Linked DNA regions of Mus musculus: region 2 is linked to region 1. The links are chromatin loops, found by intact Hi-C in ENCODE. Cell type or tissue: heart. All regions are shown on one strand. Links, peaks and the distances in the headings refer to the core of each region. The heading gives the core; the rest is flanking DNA. Region 1 holds the start of 2700081O15Rik (RIKEN cDNA 2700081O15 gene). Region 2 overlaps Mark2 (MAP/microtubule affinity regulating kinase 2).

Region 1 (2,891 bases), core at 265-2,764:
GAATGACTCCATGAATGGTGCCTTCTTTGACTGTGGTGTGCCTCCCCGACAGGGAGGGAATAAAACCCACTTCTAGACCCTCATGGTCTCTGGCATCCTGTAATTTGGATCTCCAGGCCTCTGCTTTGTTGTGGACGACTAACCAAAGGCTAAGGGAGGACCTGTTTCTCCAGCTGGCCCTGGCAGGACCCCAGGTTGCCTCGACCCTACAACCTTTCGAGGTTCCTTCTCCAGGCTTACCGGGAGCCTGAGACCTGAAGGTGTCCCTCGGCCGAAGCCAGAATTCGCCCCAGGGTTTTCCAGCCTAGGGATGCGAATCTCCAGCTGCCCATCACCAGGATCCCAGTCCCTTCTTTGCACCTTCGTCCTGTGCAGGAGCCCGGGGCTGAGCGGAGTGCCTCACCCGGTACCTATAGGCCTGCGGGGGCAGGAGCCTGAATCACCGCCGCAGTCTCCCTCTCTTTCCGGCTTCCAGCCCAGGGCCACCTCTGTTTCGGAACGCCGGCTGGCCAGGCGCAGCGTGCTAGCTCTCTTACACTCCTCTGCGCGCCCCTCTTCCCGGCTTGCGCTTTCGCGGCCGCCGCCCTCACTCTGGCCGGCTCCAGGGAAACCTCGCCCCGCCGCCCCTCCCCGGTAGAAGCCAGAGCTGCCAGCGCTAGCCCCAGGCTCCCGCGGGAGGGGGCGCGGCAGCCCCCACGGCTCCACCCTCTCCGCGGGGCCGCGGCCATCTGGGGCCCCTGCCAGGCGCGTCTGCTTGGGGCCCGCGCCCAGCTCCTGCGGGAGGACGAGGCACCCCGGAGAGGGGAACGGTGCCGCCGCACCGGGCGGTCCCCTGCTAGCGGGCTGCGGAGAGCCGCGCTCGGAGATGCCCCGAGGGGGCGGTGGCTGAAGCGCGTCGCAGCGGACTGGACACGGGCGCCCCTGGTCACCTCGGCGACTCTTTACCAGCCGGAGCTGCAGCTGCGGACGCGGCAGGGCGGACCCACGAGGGCGCTGAGGACCGTGCTCCCCGCGTCCGTAACAAGCGCCCGTTGCGGACTTGCCACCTCCCGCTTTCCCCGCACCAGCCCCCCGCGAGCTGGCAGGAGGAAATTGCGCGCGGCCCCTTTAAATTTACCCAGGAGCCCTTAAAGGAGCCCCAGGGGCCCCAGACAGGAATCCCCACCCCGGTCCAGCCCGCGCTGCCGAGCGAGCAGTCAGCCGTCCGTGCGGCCGGCCGCCCGTGAATGCGCCCCGCGCCCGGGGGCCCCGCGCACCGAGCGCCCCGCGTGCGCCGCCGCTGGCTCCGCGGCCCCGCGCCCCGCCGCCCCGGGGCCCCCGCTCCGCAGCGCAGCGCATGGAGCCCGGCGGGGACCACCGGAGCCGGAGCGGCGGCGGCAGGGGCGGCCCCGGGCCCGCAGTGACCTCGGCACGGGGCCGACGGCTGCCGCCCACCGCAGCGAGCGGCGGCACGGAGCCCGAGGAGGACGACGGCGGTAAGATCTGGGGCCGACGACCGGGGGTGGGGGGCCCCGGCGTGGGGGAGGGGAGGGCTGCGGCTCCGGGCCCCTCTCGGCCGCCGAACAAAGCGGGGGACGAGCGCAGGGCGGCTCGGGGCGCCACCTGGTGGGCGCAGAGAGCAGCTACAAGGCCCGCGGGGCGCTCCCTGCCCGTGGCGGGGTCTGCCCGCCGGGCTGGGGCGGATCCCTGCTCCTTAAAGGGCCCCGCGTTGCTCGTTTTTTGGGGGGGGGGGCAGCGACGTGGGAGTCGAGGTGCTGGAACTTGCGGCTCCCGCCCTTTCTCTTTCACACTCCCAGGTGGTCTGTCTTTTAAAGGCTTCCCAGTCCCTCTGTCCCTTTCTGAGGCTTTCCCCAGAGTAGCATAGCTCGGGATTCCGCTGTTCTCGGTTATGCCATCCCTTTCTGCGTGGCCTTGCTGGAGACGTGAACTCTTCCCTTCACGGTTACGCTACGAGAAACAAAGCGCAGCCTGCGTCCTGGGGGCCCCCGTCTGTCATACCCCACGTCGGGAAGGTCTTAGTGAGGGATGGGTTCGCACACGAAGGTGGATGCCCCACCCGTGCGTTGTCGCGTTTCAGAATCGATTTTGGCCCCAGTTTGTCAGCTGTACCAAGACCTGCCGGCCCTAGTTGGCCCTTAAAACCAACTGCTTTTTTTTGTCTCCCTTCTGTAAGGTTCATTGCCTTTAGATCAGCGGAGGTTCCATCCGTACTAGGGAGAGTGCTCTCTACTCTTTGAGCTCCTCTCCCTATAAGCCCCCGCCCCCCACCCCCCCTTTTTATTTTTTTGAAAAAAATCTCAGCTCCTCCTTTTTCTTTCTTTCTTTCTTTTATTTTTTTCTTCTTTCTGCTCTTAAAGGGCCAGTCTGCCTTAGATTTAACAGTGGTCCTGCACTGGAAAGATGCTTAGTAGGATGCTAGCTATTCAGTCAGTGCATTTGCAGACAAAGGCGTATAGGCCCAGAGAGCGGATGTGACTGACCTACCAAAGGTCACTGGGCAAGGCACCAGTGAAGCCAGATCTTGAATCTAATGTTTTTTCTATACCTCTACCTTAAAAAAAAGTAATGGAAGACAAACAAACAAAACCTTCAAACCAAAACAGACAAAAAAACCACCCCCAAACCAACCAACCAACCAAACAAAAAACACCCAAAAAACCAAAAAACCAAACAACTCCACACGAGGACAAGAGCCCTCTCTGATCCTGTCATTTGTTTGTCTGACTCTGGGATTCTGTACTGAGAGAATGCCAGAGTCTGCTTGTTTCGTCTTTGTGGCCAGGAGACAGTTTTCTAAATAAAAAATGGTCAGCCAGCACTGCAAGGAGGGCTCTGGGTGTCTTTGACAAAGTGAAAGAACACTAATGGTTGGAGAGGCCCCAGAAGTGCAC
Region 2 (2,891 bases), core at 83-2,582, 140 kb before region 1:
GGAAAGGGAGCCCTCAAGAAGGAGGCAGGGCAGAATTGCCAGAGAAAGCCAACGGCAAGAGGAAGAGAGGAGCAGGAGGCTGTGGCAGGCCCGGTGGCCTGGGCTGGCTCCAGCCCTCTCACCTGAGCGTCTCCACTCGGTCTTTGCTTTCAGGTTCATTCAGGTTCCTCAAAAAACAGAGCGAGGAAGAGTTTAGTCTGGGATCTCTCGCTCCTTCCACCCTGCAGACCCAGGTGAGGTTGGGTCTGGGGACATGCCACCAGTGGATGGGCAGGACCCACGCCCAAATGCTACTTGCCAGTCACCTGCAGGCCAACGCTGCAGTGCCTCACACTGGCAGCCTGACTGCCCCTGACAAGGAACCCCAAGGGGGCTGTCCCTCCCCACATTCCCAGAGATCAGTGCTGATGGAAGGAGCCCCAGCTCTGGGGGAGGAGGGTGTGGCTGTGCAGGCACATGGCCCCAAGCACATGGCCCAACACCAGCAGTTTCCCTTCCAGCATCCACCCAGGCTCAAGCCTGCTACTGGAATGAGGGCTGGGAGCAAATTTCTGTGCCAATAACTGGGGTGTCATTTTTTTTGGAGATGGAGGTAAAGGCCATATTGTCAGTCTTAGAAGGCGGAAAGCCTCCTAAGAGGCTTACTGTGTCAAAACTACTGTCAGGCAGACACCTGGGTCTGGTGCCTATGGCCCAGTGGGCAAGGCCACTGTGCTGACTCCCCTATTGCTGGCTGCCAGGCTGGCTGCTCACACAAAGCAAGGGCTGGGCAGGGCTCTAGGGAGGTGAGAAAGAGGTCTGGCCCTGCTGAGCGGCTTCTCCAGCTCCTGCCAGGAAGATGAGTGCCCAGAGCTGGAATACTGGGGGCTATAGGGAAGAGGAGGGACGAGAAGGAGAGAGCAGCAGCAGCAGCACATGTAAAAGGAGCAGGAAGACACAAGACACAGATGCCAATGAGCACACTGTGAGCAGGGCCCGGGTGTACAAAGGAAGGGCTCCAGCTGCTCTCTCCAGGCCCCTGTGGGGCAGCCCCTGCCAGCCATGCAGTGAGCTGGGGTGGGGTGGGTAGGCAGGGATATCTCAAGATCACATCTGGCCCATTTCTCCCTCAGCTGGGGAGCCAATGCACCTGCCAGGCAAATCCAGAGTTCCCAATCTGGCCCTTGGTCTGCAGCTTAGTACCTGGCGTACCTAGGCCTGCAGAGGACATGGCCAGGCTGAACAAGCCAGGCTCTGTCCCAGGAAGGGAGATGCAGGAGCAGGGTGTGGGCCTCCTGCTGTTCCACCAGGGCCTGGCGGCAGAATGACCCCTGCCTGAGAATATCCAGCTCTTGGCTCTTTGGCAGGCTCAGGCGACATCTGGAGGAAACAGCCCAGAGGAGAGCAGCGTGAGCGCCCAGATGCTATGCCAGGGTGGGCTGGGTCAGTTCTGCAGCATCCACCAGAAGGGGGTGCTATACTACATCTATGAGGCAAAGGTTTGGGGGGCCTGGAGGAGTCAGACTAGCCAAGGGACCCTAATGTCCCTGTAGTACCTCCACGGTCCATGGGAGACAGGTCACAGCCCTGAGGTTCAGCGAGCCCAGGACACCCCCAAATGAGACGCCATTCCAGATACGCCTCAACCCCGTGGAGCTTACTTGTAGCGCATGCACACAACAAGGGGAAGGAGCCCAATATGACCCAAACCTGGGCAGGTACGAGGAGACAATCTTAAAGGGAGACAGAGTCCCTGAGGTCTCTTCTCTTCTGAGGACAAGCACCTGCAGACCAAGGGAGGCCCCTCACTTTCAAAGCCATTTGCTCCGAGGGACCTAAAATGTCCTCTCAGGGGACTATGTATTCCAAGTCCTGCCAGTGTGAAGGGGCAGGGGCAGAGGGATCAGCTTAGGGCTGTGGCCCCACCAGAGAAGTCATCATCCCTTTAAGATAGCAGACAGAGGTCCACATAGACAAGGTCAGCAGAAAGACAGGAAGCATCAGCCAATGGGGGAGTTAGTGATGGAGGCAGGACCGACAGACAGACTGACAGACAGACACACATACAGAGCGGGCTCAACGCCTACCTTCTGGCAAACCTGAAAGACAGATTTCTAAAAAAAACAAACAAAAAAGACAAAATAAAAAAGGAAATAAAACAAAAAACGAAAACCAAAAAAAAATCCAAAAACAAACAAAAAACCCAACCCCAATCAAACAAACAAACAGAAAACAAAAAACCAACAAGACGGTGTGTGGACAGCGGGTGGGGGTGGGCTTTCCAGGTTCTAGGGTCTCCCCAGTTGTAGAAGAGCCGCTCAGCGAGCCTAGAGTCCTGCTTCAGCTCTGTTCGCCCTGCAGCCTCCCCCATGACTTGCGGCTTGGATACGTAAAGGAATGAGCAGCAGGGTGAGTAGGTCTGCTCTCAAAGAGCCCACCTGGCTCTCAGCAGTGTAGACTGCAGGGTACAAAGGGGAACAGAGTACCCCAGGAGATCCCAAACCACCTTAAACCACTCCTCTCTATGATGAGGGCTCAGGCATGAGAGGCTCATGAAGAGATTCCCCACCTGGGTCTAGGCCAAGAAGGCACGGGAACCCTGGAGCTGCACGAGAGGCCACTGCAGCCCTCAGCAGCCAGTTTATTTGTGGGCTTTGCCCTGGGAAACCCTGGGGCAGAAGAATATAGTTAGAGCCAGACATTATCTACCTGTGGGAGGGCAAACAGGGGAAGGAGGTCAAAGGGGGCAAGAATAGACTGGAAAATCTTGTCAACCCTGCCTGGCTCATGCCTCATGACTTTGCAGCTGCGTCACCAAATATAAGTTTCCATGGGAACCCAGGAGAGAAGAGGGGGCTTTTATTTTAGCATCTGAGTTCACACTCCCCTAGAGAGGAGGCGGCATCGCCCAT

The links. Peaks named below come from ENCODE experiments on the same cell type or tissue, not always from the same donor. Only the 100,000 strongest peaks of a DNase experiment are listed, where the experiment ranks them.
Region 2: it touches region 1 in a loop (2.3-fold over the local background); 4 of 42 quality-filtered maps call a loop at or near these places.

What each region holds. Positions count from the first base shown.
Region 1 is chr19:7,416,443-7,419,333 of GRCm38, forward strand. It overlaps 2700081O15Rik (RIKEN cDNA 2700081O15 gene), which reads left to right and starts at 1,183. Exons shown (of 5, transcript NM_175381.6): 1 at 1,183-1,475. The coding sequence starts at 1,337. In heart, for the core only: CTCF peaks have their summits at 862 (motif pointing right), 1,610 (motif pointing left) and 1,837; DNase peaks (open chromatin) are centred at 529, 1,119, 1,579 and 1,949; H3K4me3 peaks cover 2,500 bases; H3K27ac peaks cover 2,139 bases.
Region 2 is chr19:7,277,920-7,280,810 of GRCm38, forward strand. Mark2 (MAP/microtubule affinity regulating kinase 2) reads right to left here. Exons shown (of 18, transcript NM_007928.3): 17 at 123-167. Among named protein-coding and RNA genes, the nearest start is that of Rcor2, 11 kb to the left of the region's middle. In heart, for the core only: a CTCF peak has its summit at 1,431 (motif pointing right); DNase peaks (open chromatin) are centred at 412, 787 and 1,352; H3K27ac peaks cover 393 bases.